Regions from separate parts of the Mus musculus genome. Here region 2 is linked to region 1. The links are chromatin loops, found by intact Hi-C in ENCODE. Cell type or tissue: left cerebral cortex. All regions are shown on one strand. Each heading gives the region's core, and the rest is flanking DNA. Links, peaks and the distances in the headings are about the cores only.

What was found. Peaks named below come from ENCODE experiments on the same cell type or tissue, not always from the same donor. Only the 100,000 strongest peaks of a DNase experiment are listed, where the experiment ranks them.
Region 2: a loop joins it to region 1, with 3 times the contacts of the local background. A loop is called at or near these places in 2 of 42 quality-filtered maps.

Annotation. Positions count from the first base shown.
Region 1 is chr3:156,347,562-156,357,080 of GRCm38, reverse strand. No RefSeq gene overlaps it. Among named protein-coding and RNA genes, the nearest start is that of Gm33311, 28 kb to the left of the region's middle. In left cerebral cortex, for the core only: a CTCF peak has its summit at 5,170; DNase peaks (open chromatin) are centred at 2,882, 2,992 and 3,341.
Region 2 is chr3:156,557,280-156,566,798 of GRCm38, reverse strand. It overlaps Negr1 (neuronal growth regulator 1), which reads right to left and starts at 5,005. Exons shown (of 7, transcript NM_001039094.3): 1 at 4,447-5,005. The coding sequence starts at 4,604. It overlaps 4930570G19Rik (RIKEN cDNA 4930570G19 gene), which reads left to right and starts at 5,112. Exons shown (of 4, transcript NR_040399.1): 1 at 5,112-5,323. In left cerebral cortex, for the core only: CTCF peaks have their summits at 2,670, 3,183 and 4,789; DNase peaks (open chromatin) are centred at 6,441, 6,644, 6,801, 7,190 and 8 more places; H3K4me3 peaks cover 6,400 bases; H3K27ac peaks cover 4,842 bases.

The DNA.
Region 1 (9,519 bases), core at 1,006-9,005:
TGTTTTGAATACTGTCACTGACATGGGAAACAAAAAAATCAGATTCATTGTAATTTATGGTAGAAAGAGATACAACATGCATGCCAGTTTATTAACGTAGAGATGAGAGCCCATTCATGTGAATAATGGAGAACAGAAAAATTTTCATTCTCTTTTTCTCTTCTAGAGACATAGATATTTCAACAAACAATATTTTCAAAGATCATAGTATAAAATGCTAATATGAAGTATGCATTCAAAAGTTCCAAGTAATGGTATAAAATAGTACCCATAGCACAATGCCTTAGTGAACGAAGTGGGAGTTTGTAGGCAAACTATTATATGTGAGTAAATTTAGGGTATACATTTTGTGACCTATCCTTTACTATGCTTACTAAGAATAAAATTTTATATCAACTGGTTTTCAGTTATATCTCTAAGTAGTGCATCAAATTTATTCTCCCCCCATACCCTATGAAGTTAGAACACAGAAAACAATGAAATGCAGCACGCAGAAACAAAGAAATAAGAGAAGCAATTATATCTTTGAAGAGGCATTTCTAACTTTATCATCTACTTGGTGTGTAATTTTCAATACTGTAAGTCAGTGAAATTTTTACAGTTTGTCACATGTAAGGAAATGTTCACAGTTTACAACCATTGTTGTTATTAATGATAATAGCTTCTGTTAATGGATGAAGCACATGGATTTTTCAGTTGTGTCATTGATTCTGTGTGTGTTGTGCTGCTGGTGTGATTCACTGGCTTGTTATGGGATGATTGACAGCATTACTACACTACCAGTAAGATGGGTCTGATGCCCAGAGAGGTAACTCAAGTTCTAAAACAGAGACAGGTGAAATGGGATTAAAGCCTCAGTCTGTCTGGCTCCAGTTCTTCTGTGGTTCTCACATTGTCAGGCTGAAGGGTGCTATAAAGACTCACTGTTAGGTTAGCATTTTTCTGCCCTCTCCTTGTTTCATTGAGTGATTTATAGTACCTTAAAAACTCAAAGGACCAGCTTGCCTATTGTTGGAAGCAATAAGGCAGGGCAGTAAAACCATGTAGCCATCTCTCCTTGCTAGGAGACTGCTAACAGCTCAACTCTAGAAAGCCTAATGCACCATGGCAGCTAGGAGGGAATAAGGCTGGATGAGCAGCCTGACAGGCACTGTGGAGGTAGTTTACATTTTCTTAACAGCTGCCAGGATGAGAAATAAGACCCTAGCTGTTCTGAGATGCTGCAATGAGGCCACCTGAATAGAAAATGGAAACTGAGGTACAGCCTAGAAGTTGTCTTTATCTGGCTATAGAATCAAAGTGAAACATACACACACACACACACACACACACACACACACACACACACACACACACAGTGTGTTTTATGATTATAGCTGTAAAACAGAAAGTGTCAGCCACATGATTGTGATGTGTTGAAGCAGAGGAGATGGTCTTTATTCTCTGTCCTTACCACCTGAATTCTTAAAGGAATCAAGGGCTGTTTTCCTGTATTTTATTTATTGTTTTTCCCAATTTAGACGATGCCATCTCTCTTCTGCCATAGGAGATCAGGGAAGTTGCTTAGCTGTACTTCATCTGTTATAAGATAGAATAAGATGTACGTGTCCACATACATGTCTGATGCTCAATGAACAGGGAATCATGGTTAAAAATTACTCTGCCTGCTGGTCCAGTGTGAAGATGCTACCTAAGAATACACATGCACAGAGAGATTCTGAAGGTTCTGGAAAACCAAGGTGCCACTTCCTCTGTGCACCTGAGACATATTTCAGTATCTGTACGTGTTTATTGATGATTTATTGACAACAGCAAGTGGAATCAACCTATATGTCAGCTTATGACAGACAATGCTGTTTTCCCCCATTTAGTTCTGAGTGTCCATATTTGTGATTTTTGACTCCTTTTGACTTCTACACATTTCTAAACTAACTTTTAAAACACTTCTTTAGAGATAGCTCAATATTTCAAGCATGGGTTAGTTTCTCTGTAAATAGTTATTAGATTGGTTTGAATCATTTTGCTTTATTTCTGTTACCTCCATGAAAGTCAAGCTAGCATTGAGATGATTTACTTTGAGTTATTGAGTATTCTCCCAATTAGCATTGCTATTCTGACGATAGGAGCAGAGAGGTCTTTCTGGAGAGTGAGTTTTAGGACCTAAGGTGTAATGGGTCTTCACAGAAAAATTTTGGTAAAAATTTTCCTCATATTTGGTCTTGTGGAAAGAGTTATTTTGTCCTATCCATAGTGTCCAGTTGCCTTTACTTTCCTGTAGGGCAAGAGTATTTTTCTTTAAACAAATAAAATTCTAATATACATTTTAGAGTTCATTCTCCTGAAAGTAAATATGTATACATATGACTGTTATGTAGGTCCTGTGTGAGGACCCATGAAAGGTGAAGGGAGGAGAGTGAGTTCTAAATGCATTTCTAGACGTTACGGGGCACCAAAGTAAAATACTGTGTGATAGACTGTATTAAAGAGTACTAAGGATATAAATGCCCATACGACTCACAATTTGAATTCCATTTGTATTGTGAAGAATCACCTGAGACTATGATATTTTACATGATATTTGTACTTATTGGTGAACTTTTTGGCCACCCTGGGTTGTTTGTTTGTTTGTTTGTTTTTGTTTTTGTTTTTTTCTTCGCCCCAAAACAAGCAAATGAGGTCACATCTTAAACCATAAAGGAGTTATATGGGTCACTGCTGGTCCAAGAGGGAAACTAGTGTCCAGATGGTTTCAGGCAGCGAAGCTCCCACACCCCACCCCTACCCCGCCCCTGTCTCTTTAAATTCTCTGTTGTTGCTCTTCCCTTGGCTGAAGAGAAGTCCTGAGTAGAAAGCTAATGTCTGTGCTTTTATTAGCTGTGCTTCACTCCTTCGTACTCACTCTGTAAAAAACTATGACAAAATCTAATCAAAAGAGTATTAAAGGGAAATTGTCGCCCTCTTTTCTATAAAATGTGAAACAATTGCTCTCGAGTTCTGCAGTGATTTATGGTATATCTAAGTGAGTGGGCACACTGGAAGAAAGATGTGTAAAGGCAATAAATATTCATGAGCATAGTTAGCACTAAAACATTTCTTCTTTGCCACGAACCCCACTTTTCTTATTTCCACTTGCTAAAGTGGGAGACATATTAAAATATTAATTTTCCGCTTTGTTGGAATGAGTTTTGAAATCGAGTGCCATTAAGACTCTGAAGGTAAATATGAGAACTCCAGGACATCAGTCACTCTAATACTCTGTGTTTTTAAAAATTATTTATTTGCTTTGTAAAAGGAGCCAAAAGTTCTGATTGCTCTGTGAGACATATATGTAGGAGAAAGCATGGAGGTCCTGTGAAACAGGGTGTCACTCAGCAAGCATCTCTAGCTTGTAAATCAAAGGCAGAGCTCTGCAGGCAGGACAGCACGCCACAGGCAGGCCCCATTCTACAGCCATAAAGAGAGTCTGTGCTAGGTTAGGGTATGCTTCTGTTAGAGGAACAGCTGGAAACTGCCATGGGTCATGGTTGTCTGATGGAAGCAGTTGCTCAGGGTTAGCAGGCCACATGCAGACCGCAATTTTAGGATAAATGTCTCGAATAGGTTTGTCTGTGGTGTTGGTCAGAGGTGAGCTATAAGCTCACTGTACATTTGCCGAGTATGAGAGAGACACATAGGTCCTCAGTTGTTCTTTTATTAAGTTTAAGGCTGACTTGTCAATTTAATTACATGTGGAATCAATTGTTTAAATCAACAGTTGCAGAATTGTAGATCACTGTATTTTATTATTTTATTTTACACACACATACATGTGCACACATGCAAGCATGCACACACATACAAGCACACATGAACACCTGCACATGCAGACACTCAGACATGCACTCACGCATGGACATGCACATACACACGCACACACATGCATATATGCACTGAAGAACATACAAATACACACGTGTTCTCATTCTCCTCCACTGCTCTCCCTCTTCCCTCATCTCTCCCATTTGCTGGTCACTTGTTCACCCAAAGAATTTCCACTTCTGCTTTCTTGCCTTGCATATTCCACCATCTTCTCTCCTCTCTCCTCGAGCCTGAACTCTCTAACCTTCTAATCATCTCCTCTCTACTTTAAAGAACAGAGATGTACATATAAATCAATCTACATTTTGTATCTGAGAATACTTTCAAATATCTATGGTTTTGGGGAAAAAAATCTGCATAGTTTTCTAGTGTGTGTGAAATGAGAAGGCCAGAAACAAGCTATCTCTAATCGATCTCTAACTGGTCACAAAGAAAAAAAAATTTTTTCCAATGGAGTCTCACTGTTTATACAAGCCACTCTGAAGGGCAGACCCATCCAGCAGTGGATGGACACAAAAAACTAACTCAGTGGCAGTTCTGGAGGCTCTTTGTCTCATAACCTTTTGTCAAAGCATTCTTTTGTTTTGCTTTAGATTTTCCCTACAGGTATTTAGCTTATACATTATAATTTTTAATTTTGTGTCCTTATAAGATTTCAGTGTCTGTGAACTTATGTGTCTCTGCACCTGTTCATGTGTTCATGTGTTTTTCTTTAGCTCTTTTTTCCATCATATTCTCTCTCTCTCTCTCTCTTTCTTTCTCTCTCTCTCTCTCTCTCTCTCTCTCCCTCCCTCCCCCCTCCCTCCCTCTCTCCCCTCTCCCTCCGTCTCTCCTTCCTTCCTTCCTTCCTTCCTTCCTTCCTTCCTTCCTTCCTTCCTTCCTTCTTTTCTCTCTCTCTCCCTCTTTCTCCCTCTCTCTCTTTTTCTCTCTCTCCCTCTTCCTTCCTTCCTTCCTTCCTTCCTTTCTTTCTTTCTTTCCTTCCTTCTTTCTTTCTTTCCTTTCTTTCTGATGTGTGTTTTCTAGTGAGAGAGAGAGAGAGAGAGAGCAAGAAAGGATATCGATTTGATTAGGTGCAGAGATATAATCTGGGAGTTATTTGGGGGGAACTATAATCACAATATATTGTATTGGATAATATTTCAATAAAAAAAAAACAAAATAAAAATGAAATGACTAGCATTAGAAACGCAACCAGAGGCACCATAGATGTTTGGTATGCCTTCTGCTCTACGGGAAGCTACCAACTTCTGAACTAGGCCTGGCTGAAGAAAGTCTTAACATAGATGACCACAGGCGCCACCTACAGCAAGGCCCTGGCTCTGTGCTTTCTTCTGTGTGCCAACCGACATGCATTCCACCAAAACCAAACAGCAACAGCTTCTCAGATGGTTGTTCTAAAATAGGTTCAGAGGTTATAGTCTACCATTTAACCTAATTCTCACATTAACCTGTAAAACAGGCCCAGCAGGTATAATTGAATATTACAAATGGAGCAGCCTAAACACATTATACAATAAACTAGATAGGTTATAGAAGAGCACTTAGGACCCAAAAGTCAGCAACCTAGCAACCTGGTAATAGTAGTGTTTAGATGGGTAGACCTATTGGAGCACATGGATAATGAACTTTGTAGGGAAACGCAAGCCCAATATTGTTTTGATAGGCAGTGTTTGGAAAGTGCTAACTGCAACATTTTAGGGCTTCCTCTGCTGGAATTTCCATAACACAGGAGGCAAGGAGAAATTCTTCTTGCAAGCTATTGTTGGAGGCATTAGTAAAAAAAAGTGCAGAAGAAAACTAGGTAACATAAAACCACAAGTATTCAATGACTCCTGTGAATCAAAGGAGGATGGCAGAAAGACAAGAAGTAAGAGGGTCAGGGCAGGGAGATAGAAGGAAAGAGGTAATTGTTTAAACTTGACAGTAAGTTGCACACTGGCTTGATGAGTTATACCTTGCAGTGCCAGCTCCTGAGAGGAAGATCCTGGAGAGTCCTGAGGGAATTCAAGAGAGAGGAACTGTCCTATGAGTACTTGAGGCCATCTTAAACTGAATTAATCTCCCACACTGGACCCAACAGAACAAAATTCTATATTGTCTTACAACAGTGGCAAAGCTTAATTACACAAGGCTCTGTAAAAGCTGAGTAATTAGGCTGTGTCCGGGCAACCACCGCTATCTCTTAGTCCCACTTTCTGTCTGTGTCACAGAAGGGAGAACCCGGCACCCGTTTTGGTTCTGTGGCTGTCTGATACTTAAATTTGATTTGTTCTGTTTTAACTTTTATGTGCACCATTACTCAAATGAACTCTACTAAATTGTTTTCTTAAGAATTTTCCACCTAACAATGCATTAAGGAATTAACAATCATTATGAAGATAATGAATAGCTACTATTATTACAATATAAAAAAACCCATAACCAAATTTGTTCTTTCCCTACATACTGGTATCTTTTGCTCATAAATATTCTATAGTATCAGAGAAACAATCATTGCCTGCCTTGAGTCAGCTGTATAGAAATAATCTCTTTTTCATGTAGCATCCTGCCATATAATGGGGCAGTTTAATTAAACTTTCTGTCCAATGGTTTATTAATTCTGTGAAAAAATTGTTTTTTGTGTTATTAAAATAAGCAGTGCATTGGAAGGTCACTACAAAAAATATCTTCATTACTGATTTCGAGTAGAATATAGGAAAAGATGCCGGTAACATTACAGGATCTTCGATTTCAAATTTGAAAGGGTTTAGAAATATATTCCCTTTCTTATATCACTTTGCAAGTGAACTCATGACTTGAGTTTTAGCTATCTTATAAGAAAGAAACTGAAGAAATTAGCAACATGGAATTGAAGTTTTTCTTCCAATATAGTGTCTTCACTTAAAAACCTAGTTTTGAACATATGCATTATGAATTATAAAACAGTTAATTTTATAGCTAGAGTTATTTATTTAATTGTGGGTTTTGTTTTGTTTTGTATTGATTTTTTTTTTTTGCAGAATTAATAAACCATTGGACAGAAAGTTTAATTAAATTGCCCCATTATGTGGCAGAATGCTACATGGAAGAAAGGTTATCATCCTTTGTTGCCTGGGATGATGACAATCATAAGATATTTCTGTTAAATCACATTAGTTAGACTGTCAGGTGTAGACCTGACTGCCCCAGGTGCCAGTGTAGGAAAACAGAGAATGGCAAAGTAATGTAGTAACCACCTAACCACCAGGAGCAGGGGGAAGGGCATGTGTGTTAGCTCTTTTAATTACAAATGTTCCTTTGCTATTCAACCTGCTTACGTTTTTCATCTTTCCAAGCGTTTCACAACATGCTTCCTTCCTCCCTTTCTAGATCTCCCACACACATTCAAAGCATTAATTGCATAGACTTAGTTTCTCTTACAATTTAACTTCCTACATGATGTAGTTATGGTCCTAAAAAAGAGTTGATTAGGTCAAATTGGGATTGTGACTTACCATTCTTTTTTTTTTTTTTAATGAATGTAAGTCATTTATTTCTTGTTGGTGGTTCAATTATTTCAACTTGCCTGGCAAGATGGCTCAGTATATAACAGTGCTTGCCATCAACCCTAATAACTAGAATTTGATCTCTGGGACAGACATGATGAAAGAGAAGAAACAGCATCCACCAGTCCTTGGGCTTTCACATGTTCATTGTGGCAATCACTTGTTAAAGCATGTGTGTATACACACAATATTCACATATATGTATATACATGTACATATGCATACATAGTAGATTTCAATGACACAATTATAATAGTTTTAAAATAATATAGAGAAATTTGTGAATTTAAAGGAGTAGAAGACAGAATATCAATTAATCATATATTTCTTGTCTTTTAAATTTATATAATTTAAGGGAATAACCTGCCTTTATTAAGTCCTGTTTCGAAGCTGGAAGCATTGCTATTGCAATAAATTTAAAAATTAATAACAAGTTGGACTTTTTGCAATGGTTGATATTTTTTAACACATTCAAAATGCAATTTGTTATCTAGGTTTAATGAAATCAAGTCCATGCCATCTCCTGAGATGACTAGTTGGAGTGTTGACATTTAACAAACCTGGCTTAGTCAGTATTAAAGGATTTTGCAAAAATTTCAGAGAAACATAAACATCTGAGGAACTCAGATACAGAGGTAAAACCAAAGTAAGGTGACATGTTCTTGCTGTGGTCACATCACTGCTGAAACATACTTAGTCATTAATATTTAACTGCCCAAAGAAACCATACTTCCACTGCATACAAGAGTCTTTTACTGAGGTACCATCCTATCATCTTATGTAATATTGGTCCGCTTTCAATCTTACGGCTGATTAAGATGTATTTATATGGCTTATGTGATTGCATTAAAACCATTTTATGCAGTGGCAGCTTGAGCATTTTAAAGGAGAAATTCCCCAACAATTATTTTATCCAAAGAGGTGTGTGGCCGTCAGTTTTAGCTTCCACTGTGTTGGGTTTCTGCTGCATTTTGCCATTAAAAAGCCATTTTCTTTTTATGATTCTGTGGCTCCTAATAGACAGATATTGAGATATTTATCTACCTGGCAATTTCAGTAATATGCATCTGTCTTAGTCTGCACAATTACAACATAAAGCTATTGAAAAGAAAGGAAACAAATAGAACAGAACCCAAAAAAGCAGCTGTGTGTTACAAAATGAAGCATTTTCAGTTTCCCATACTTTTTTTTTTTTTTTTTTTTTTTTTTGCTTACTTCGGGTGTTCCTTTCACAAGGTGATATTTCTTACAAATAACCACAGTTTCTTCACTTGTGTGCAAGATTGTTTTCTGAAAGGCACCTCACATCTCTGCTTGTGACAGGGCAATAGAAAAGGAATGAAAGAGAAATTATTTGAATGTAAGATTTCAGTGAATTGAAAGACTGTCACTGTCTTATAAGTGTCATGGGCAGATGGATGTTTTTATGAGCTAGAAGGAGTTGAAATGAGTCAGAAAAGTGTCTTTGGGAACTTTCTTCTGTGCTGTAAGTCTCTGAGGTGCTGAGGCCATGAAAAGAAAGCATTCGTGATTGTGTCTGTGATCCTTGTTTCTGTGGGGAATTTTTCAGTCTTAAGTGTCATTAGCAGACCAGTTCACTCATGTGACAGTCAGATTTCCACTATGGTGAAAAAGATAAAGTATCTGAGAGACAAAAGCTTAAAAGAATACAGCTTTTTGCTTTGGTTGTTCTATAGTTGTGTGGGTTCTGCTCATGGTTTTCTGGGTCTGTGACAGGAAATGTCAGGAGACAGAGGTGTAAAAGCAACAGGAATGGGTGGACAATAAAGTCATCCTCAGTGTGGAAAATGAGCAAATATCTTTTCACCTAGAGAACGCAATTATGCGAGGACAAAGAAACTATGTGTTCAAGTCTTTTGTAGGGTCCAGAATTTACTGAGGTGACTTGCAAGAGGAAATGACTCAGTGCCAGCTGCATCACCAAAATATCACCCCAGTGTAGATGAGGTTTCACTTAAGTTCCACCCAAAGCCCCTGAAATATCTTGTAGACAACTCTACCAACAATTTGAGTCTTCTTACCCCAGAAATTGATCCTTGCCTAAATCACCTTGGAGAGAGGCCTGTGAGCGGTTTAAGTCTGTGAGCTTCCTATTGGCTATGATTTCCATGACCTC
Region 2 (9,519 bases), core at 565-8,564, 210 kb before region 1:
GACGGGGGCAATTACTTCATAGCATCCCGCTTCTCAGGTAGCTTAAGTCAACAATTAAACCTAAGTATGGCACCTTCCTTCTTTAAGAGCTTTGGAATTATGTTTTTAAGAACTCTACCAAGTCAGCACATAAGCATTTAAATAATACCTTAATGTTATAAATTGAAGATCTCCATGCTGATGAAGAGTTTACTGGGAGCACACGTTGCTTTGGAGCACAGGAGGGACTCAGCTTACAAGGAGACATCCCAATGGTCTTCCCTGAGGATACCTAATTGAGTTCTATTTATTGGTGGTTCCACTTCCTCATACATAAATCATTTATTGTAACCAACAGCATGCTTTTCAGTCGAGACTACTTAATGTAGAATAAAAGCAGCAAATGTGTTGGCCTACAGGAACGAATATTCAAGGCACCATTTCTAAATCTATTTGCAAGGTTATGTGGTTCCAGCAGAGACATCCTCCACAGAAACATGCTCTCTAGTACATTTGTGTCACCTGCCCTTCTCCCAAAAGTCACCTAGCATGTTGCTCAATCGCTGACACTCAAGCCCAGTGCACAGAAGGGCTGGCTGTGCTAATTTTGCTAAAGTAACAGAATGTATCACTTGTAAGGAAGACTTTCCCTCCTTCCTTCCCTTCCTTCTTTCTTTCTTTCCTTTGATTAAAAGCATAACAAGCACAGAGTAAGTTATCTTGAATTCATATCAAATCAGCTGAAAATGTACAAGATCCATGCAGAATGGCTGAATGAATAAACAGGTTGCAAAAAAAAAAAAAAAAGAGTTGAAAATGAAACATGTTTAAGAATGATACAGATGTTGGGCATAGTATACTCCTTTAATCCCAGCACTGGGAGGCAGAGGCAGGGAGGTCTCTATGAGTTTGAGAATAGCCTAGTCTACAAAGTGAGTTCCAGGACAGGCAGTTTCCAGGACAGAAACCCTGTCTGGAAAAACAATGAGCAGAACAAAGAATTGTGCAGTTGTAGGGAGGATACAAATATTTGTGACTGTTTACAAAGACTATGGGGCATCTTTGACCTGTTTACTCAACAGCATTTGCCAGTAAAGTGAGAATAAAGTAATTGATTGGTGTTTTACTTAACACTAAGAAGTCATCTGATTTGTATGTAAATTTCAATAGTGTGCCTCAGCTCCTCAGGGCTAGCAGCCCTAGGTCCTAATGAAGTTCTTGCCTTGATTGTCCTCTGCCTTGTCACCAGGTGCACAGTGACTCAGATTTGCTACACACTACAAAATTCAATATGAAGACTGGAGAAAAAAAAAAAAACACACCTTCCTATTTACCAACCAACACATTTTATCAGGAATAGAATAATGTAGATAAATTTAGCAAACATCAAATTCTATATCGATACAAAGGATGGTAATATGTTTTTAAAAACCTAGGGTGTATTCTAGAAATTCACCTATTTTTAAAATACGAAGTTCATGTAAGAGTTACTCTGTTGAATACATGCATCATTAAATCCTTTGCCTGGAATGTCTACACAGGTCTACTGAGTGGCTCAGAGGGTGTGCCTTGCAGAGCCTGCCATCCTGAAAAGGCAGAGGTTAAGAGTTGAAACCACAGTGATAGCCTGGAACTCACTGCACCTCCTCTAGGTGAGCTAAACAGTGGTGACCATTTACAAGGTGACAGACAGCAGGAAGTGGCAGGATGGGTTTCCTTTGTGTCACAGCTCCACTCAAGGGAAGGCTTAGGTTGTTTGCTATTCTTTTCGTAAACACTGGACTCCATGGCACTTTGAAGACAGAAGTGGACCAGCTGACCTTTGACCTGGCCCTTCATTCACAGTCAGGAGCACCTCCATCCCTAACTGGCATGTCTGCACCTCCAGGGTTTAGCACTCCAAGATACTTGCTAACAGTTATCTCTCTACTCTCAATGAGATGCTTTAAGGATTGTGCTGTAATAATAATAAAAAAGACAGTAGATTGTCATATCGACCTGGTAAGTGCTTTCTTAGGGATTCAATTCACACACTTTGATAAGGATGGGCCACATGTTTGTGGGGTATAGTTTTGTTTTTCTAGTGAGTTACAGGATAGCATCAGCAATAAATTGAATATATATATCCTGATGGATTTACTTCCAGTGAAAGGGTGTCCCCTGAGCTGGCCACCATCTGCTCTTCCCCAAGCCCACCTGTATCAGCCCATGAGCAAAGTCAATACCTGAGGCTGAGGAAGTCACAGGAAACTGAAAGCAATGGTCAAGTTTTTAATGAACATGCAATCTTCTATAAATAAATGATAAAATTGTCCCTAGATCTTGGGGGATCAAAAAGTTCAATAATTAGAGAATTTCTATAGGATTGTAAAATTGATGTAAAAGAATAAAGCAGATAGAATTTGCTTCCAGTGACAAAGACGATATTTAAAATATAGACAATATCACTGGGAAGTTTCGAGAGTCGAGAGTTCTCTAAAATGCTACAAAGCTCGAGGTTCGTCATACAAGGATGAGGTCTGAAGCCTGTAAGCAAGCAAGAAGCACACCAAACTCAGCACTGTAAGAATGCTCCCCACAAGCCTGGAGATCTACACTGTCAGAGTGAAGGTCTCCTGGAAGCAGAGCAGGCTCCCGATAGATACTTCCGTTGACCGTAACACTTATTAAACTGCTCATTACGAAGGGGATTGCCAAGATTTATCACCACAATGTGAGTGAGAGATCAAATCCTTCAGGCTGAAAACGGTAATGCTTGCCATATTTTAGCCATTTGCTACTGCAAACACACGCACATTTCAGTTTCTGTAACTGAGCTTGCCTCCAAAGCTGATGATCAAACTTACAAAGAAACTAAGAACATGAGTAAAAAGGTATTCAATTCTCAGCTGCTCCATGATAAAGCACGCCTCACCCTTGTCCAAAATGAAAAGTTATTCTTCTATACTGTAGCAGAAATGCATTACTTTTGTGTTCTCCGACACTTAACAAGAATAATATATTCTTAAAATAAGGTATTAGCATATATTAAAATTGTCCTGTGTAATTGGCCTCAAAAACAATTAAAAAGCTTTAAGTCATGCCTGAAACCTACATCCTTAAATTTAAAACGTTGCCTGTTTCAACCATAAATAAGCATTCTTCCCCACCTTAGACATGCATGTATTATACTGGCTCCCTGTAATCTGTACTCAAAAGCAAACTACCACCCAGTGGAGAGAGTGAAGATCTTCCAGGGATATTGGCAAAGCAAGCCAGGTTTTTTTTTTTGGGGGGGGGAGGCAGGGGGACAGTGTAGGTGGGTCTATGGGAAGTGAAGAGCAAGGCAGGGCAGGGAGCCCTGTTTAGCGCTAAGCTTGACTGGTCATCAATTTATATCCAATGGGAAAGGAAATCTTCCCCTGGGCATACTTGGTAGTGTGGCTTCTGAGGAAAACAGGCTAGGGAGACCTTTCACCGACAAACACTCTGTTCATGCTCAGCTCAGTGAAAATAGGGGAAGACAAGAGGCAAAACTACAGACAGAAGAGAAAGGGAAGTGTGTGTTGGGGGTTGGGGGGTGCACGTGTGGAGTGAGTGTGGAGTGTGCATCCTTTAAACACTGGGGGGGGGGGTTCTGAGTGTGAATCATTTCTCACAGGAGGGAAGTGCCAGTGTATGAGAGGATGGGAGAGCTGAGAGGGAGTGTGCTCATAAAATCGAGATTTATGGGATCTGAATATGGTACTGGACCTTGAGTGTGGGTGTGACAGAAAAGTGCATGGGAGGCAAAGCTGGAGACAGATGATGGTCTGGGAGGGGAAGACAAGGGCTATGGTGAGGACCGGAAATTAGTGGAAAGGGAAATCTGGAAAAACAGGGAGAATAAGGAATGACAGGAACTAAGGTGTGAGGGAAACACTGGGAACACTATAGCATAGGAGTAAACCAGAGACTGGAGGCAATAGGGGTGACTGAAGAGGGAGTTGGAGAAATGGGATAGGGGACAGAGGAAGAGGGAAACACAGAAGGAAAGCAGCTACAGGAGGGGGAAAAAAGCTGAATGGAATATTTGGATCTTACTGTTCAAGTGAGAGGGAAAATAAATGGAGCACAGAGCCAGCAGTTGAGAAAAGTCGCTTACGGAGTGAAGCAGAAACAAGCCCTGTAAACTTGTCAGACTCCTGGAGTACCGCTGGCAGCAGAGCGGAGACCTGGCTCCAAAGTGGCACCTGCCCCTCCTTCAAGCCCCACACTTCCTAAGCCCGGGCTGCTTGGAAAGCGCTTTTCCCTCTCTCCCTAATCCAGCCAGACCCCTGCCCCGGGGTCCGAGAAGCCCAGGAAGGGTCATGCGTGGCTAGCCTGAGGTGTGGTGTTTTTGCTCGTGAGCAACAGCAGGATTCACTCTGGGTGTAAAGCAAGGTGCAGAGAGGGAAAGGGACGGAAAGACAGACTGAGGCAAGTGTAGAGAGGGCGCGCGGTCCCTACCTGAGCACCGCTGTGTCACCTTTCCTCACCAGCATGTTGTCCACGGCCGCCCAAGGGAAGTCCACGCTCTGCCCGGCCGGGAGGCAAGAGCACAGGCTCAGAAGCACCGCCGCCAGCCACTGGTTCGAGCAACAAGCGCCCTGCGCCAGGAGCACCATGTCCGTGCCTGCCAGGCTGCTCGCTCTCCGGCAGCGTCGGCTCCCACCCCCTGCTGCTGGCGAGGCTGCCCGATAACCAGGCGGCGCGCCACACGAGATTTTTTTTCCTCTTTTCCTTTTTCTGAGTGGGTGGGTGGGTTTCTTCTCTTTCTCGCCCCCTCCCTAGTTGTCGGGCGTAGTTTCCCTCTTTCCCCGGCCTCGCCTCCTTTCTGCTCCTCTGCAGCTTGCCTTCCCTCCCTCCCCTCCCGCCCCCTGGCACCGCGCTCCACCTCCTTCGGGGCGCCCGGCCGCGTCCGGAGCGTGGCTAATCCCTGGCGGCCGCACACCGTCCTGCGAGGCTGCGAGCAGAGCGCGGGAGGCGGCGCAGGCAGCGCGGGGCGCAGCAGCGGCCGGCGGCCCCCGGGCTCGCGCGCGTTGCCAAGCGGCCGTTTCCGTAGCAACCCCGCCCAGGGATGGAGGACCAGGCAGGGAGGGGGGCCGGAGAAGCGAAAGAGATAGATCAAAAAGAGGAAAGAAGAGGGACTGGGAAGCTAGGGCGACTGAGGATACGCCGAGGTCTAGTCCGGCTTGGCAGCGCGAACTAGAGAGCTTTGCGAGCCGCGGGGCTGGGAAGTCAGGGCATAAGGGCCAGGCCTGCCCTCTGGTGCTTTCGGCTCCTCGGGCCCCCGACTTTAAAGTGCTCAAGTTGGGGTCGGCGCCATCATGACGCCTGAGACTGAGTGAGTTGGCTTTTTTTGTTGTTGTCTTGTATTTTTTTTTTAATCCTGACTAGCTAATAGCGCTGTTAATAAACTGCCAGTTAGCTCTCTCTTCTCTCTCTTCCTCTCCTCTCCTCTCCTCTCCTCTCCTCTCCCCTCCCCTCCCCTCCCCTCCCCTCCCCTCCCCTCCCCTCCCCTCTCCTCTCCTCTCCTCTCCTCTCCTCTCCTCTCCTCTCCTCTCCTCTCCTCTCTTCTCTCCCCTTCCTGTTTCCTTCCCTCCGTTCCTTATTTTTCCTTTAGTGGGGGTATTTCTTTTCACCCTCTCTTGGAGATAAGCAGGGATTGTGGCGGCGCTGCTGCTTTACGGGGACAGTATAGTGATTCGGGCATGCCGACCGAAAGCTAGTGCGTGTGTGAGTCCGCCTGTGCGTACTGGAGAACGCCTGCCCTTCTCTGTGCGTCTTGATACTAACTTGCGCATGAGTGTGTGTGCGCGTGTGGTGTCAGCACAGAGTGTCCACTTGTGAGAGGGAGATGGAGTGTGCAGGGCGCGTGCTGGGCCCGGGAGCGCGCGACACGCAGGCGCAACGGGAGGGATGGGCGGGCCTTACTGGGATGCAGAGTTGGAGGAGGCTGCAATCAGTGTTTTAATTGTGTGGAGCTAGGCGGTCCTGTTATGTAAGAGGCAGTTTAACCCATTTGAGCCTACTGGGCGGAAGGCTTGCGCATTCGGTTGAAGCCAAGGCATTCCTCGGCTTTAAAGAGTCCCAGTTGTATTTTTTTTTTTCACCGCCTCCCAGTTGGGGTGGACCTGCATCCTTTGAGCAGTAACCTCAACCCCTCAAGGGGCAAGCAGTGTCCCGCGGATCTGCTAGCCTACGCCCAGGTCAGGGCAAAACAGGGTACAAGGCACGGGGGTCACCCCATAGTCCACTCTTCCCCCCCCCCCACCCCCTTTCTGGCACTCATTTTCAACCCTAAGATCCTAGAGGTCTTCCAGGCGATTTGCAAATCAATGAGAGAATCTGAATCCAGAACAGCGATTCCAGTGCCCATGAGGAGTTTGGGAAGCTGGTGGTTAGAAATAACTTACCCTCACCACTTGGTTTCCCCCACCTTCCGCCTGTAGCGGTATTTACAAAACACATTCGTCTTTCACTGGTGCTCATTTGAACTCCTTTATTTATTTATTTATTTATTTATTTATTTATTTATTTTATTCTTTTATTTTTTTCTGAACGCCAGCAGGGCCCCGCGGCAGAGCGCACTGAAGCAAGGATCTCTGCAGGGGTCAGCATCCGGCTTCCTCCCCAGACTGAGCTCTTGATGAGGCAGGCAGGAGTCATAGATGTTGGTGGTACCCAAGGTGGCTTTTTATTTTTTATTTTTATTTATCACGTTGTCTAAGGATAGATGGGGTAGGGCCAGCAATTCACATCACCCGGGACCACCCAGACTGACTATCCAGGAGCCTCTAAGCAACATCACCACCCTGCAGAAGATTCCCTGCGAGGCTCAGCAATTAACGGAGAGGTTTGCAGCAGGAGCTACTGATGTGATTAGTATTCAGGCTTAATTCTCAGAACCCGCTCGGGAATTGAAAGTGCGGTAGTATTCAGCCGCATTTCGAAACATCAATAAAATGTTAGTCATTTGCGGATGAATGAAAACATTTTTCTTTACCGTCTGCTGTGCTAGGGAAATTATTGTCAAATGGCAGCCTCCCACTAATATTGATGCCAGATACCTAAAGCTCTCCTCTTGTGTACTTCATTTAACATTCTTGGCAGTGCACTCTGGATAAAGCTTAAAATTATCTAGGACAAACGAGGTATTAGAAGGCTTGACTTCCCACTACGTGGCCAACTAGTTCCATGCGGTATTATTTCGCTATCGATAAACTAGACGCCAATGAAAAGAGGCAGAAGCCTCAGTTTCTGGCATTGAGCCAAAGTTTAAGGATATTGTATGCAGGGATGGAAGAGCCAGCGCCTTCAGAGTACAAGCCACTGAAAGACATCCTTTCCTAACTGCTTTCCCCAGAGACTAACTAACATCTTCAGCAGTGGTAGTGGGGGGTGTTGGATAGGATGGGGGGATTCTGTGGCCAGGGAGTGAGCTCTACAGCAATTTTAATATGTACAACAACCCTTCAGGCTCCTAGACCGAAACTGGAGCCACTTCTATTTAAAGGCAATGAGTTTCCTTTCCTCTTTCTGGTTTCTATCTGGGCTTCTAGTCGATGATCAGAAAATACTTAACTCTTACAGAACCAATGTAAGCAAAAGAGAAGCCAAGGTGATAAATGTTGCGATCTTAGAGTTTATTTGTAAGTATGTCACAATTAAGGAATGCATGTCAGGCAGTTGCTCTAGCCCAGTGCTTTTATGCTGCCCTCTGATTAAACAGGGAAATGGGAAATAAGTTTATCCTCATGTTATTGCAGGCTTACCATTTGACCCTTCTGAGGGTTCACATCTGAGGGTATTTTTCAGGTTTCCTAGCATTTGCTTCTGAGGCCTCTGAATTCTTCCCAGTAGAGATATAAACTCTGGAATTCTTTGCTCCTGTTGAGGAAACTATAGAGTAAAACCATGTAAGAAAATGAAAATGGTAGAAAACCCTACCTGTAGAATAGAAGGCCACACTGTCTTCAAATGGATGGTGACTACCTGAGAGGATGTCATGGGATGGTACCCAGGTCAGATATCATGGGGTGTCTTACTTTGTAAGCATGCATTTCGCTGTTTCTAAACCTCAAGTTCCTCCATATAAAGAATTGAAAGTACCAATATGGAGTTGATGTGGAACAGCCATGTAGAGCCAAGTAGTGATGGTAGATACTTGTCCATCGGTTTACACTGATTTTTCCTCTTACCTATGGCCTATGTTTTTAAACACTCCGTGGTATATTGGAAAGGAGACTGTTATGTCTTTAGAATTTTCATTTAAGGTTTGGTGGTGCAAATGAGATCGATATTATGAAAATATAGGGCAGAAAAATCTTAGGCAGGACAGGACCTAGCATCCACTTGAAAGCCCTGAGAGTAAGAGTATATTGTAGTTCTTGAAGGCATCAGTCAGAGCACTGTCCAACCAGGCTAAGGGTCTCTCACTTGCACAGTGATTCATTTTGAGTTAAATAGGCTTAAGTTTGATGGATTTTCAAGTCATTGTGAAACATTAAAAACAAACCAACAGAACCACCACCCTTAGGGAATTATTAGAGATTCTCAGCCTAGCCCCCTTAAAAATTTGGAAACAGGCAACTAGGATTGCTTTGGTAAATGCTCACTCAGTAGCACTGCAACCTCAGTAGGTAAAAGTTAACAGCACCAGGACTTAGCCACTGTGCTATTATTCACTGACATTGCTAAATATCCTGCCTCACAGAAGCAAACCATTGCAAGTTAAGAACTGACCATTCAGTCAGAGGTCATAAGTATAGACATTTGTGTATGAACCCCCTGCCCCCCCACACACACGCACTTGAGAGTGCGCACACACACTGATGAGGCAGTGCTGTGGCCCACACCCATACTGCCTTGAAGTTTACAGAGACAGAAGTACTCCTCATCTAGCAGATTCTTGGCCCTGATTCCTTGAGGAGATCCAGTTAGATGAATGGAAGGGGGGTAATAATTAGCCCCAACTGAACTCCTTATCATGTCCCTCGTGTACTGTGCTGTGGCCATACACTGTGGCCAGCTCTTCTTAGTGTGTGCTATGTGTGCTTTCCCCACGTGTGGTTCTTTGCTAATGGCTATGGTGAAGGAGGTGAAGGGGAGGGACCTCTTAGATTTAGATCAGAGTTAAAATGACAAGTCTCAGCTTTAAGTAATTAACTGCCTTCCAGGAAGAGGTGCCTCTGTGCCCGTCTTTCTTACATTAGACCTACAGGGTAGGCAGACTGAGAAATGAATATCAAATAAAAGGGAGGGGAGTTATTGGCTAGTGGTGGTGTCATTCCATCTAAGCAGTGAGTCACAGCAGCACAGAGGTCTCTGAGCTGCTAGGGTGGGTGGGGATGGTGCCCAAGTTGTTCCCCAAAGTTCCCCACATTCCAGAGAGATGCCACAAATGTAATCTAAGAACTTCAACTGGGAATCATCTAAGTATGAGAGAAAAAACATTCTCAAACACTAAAATCTTTATTCTTTTTTGCTTGTAAGATGAGAGATTTAACTACATTTCATTGCATATTTTCATGGGTTATA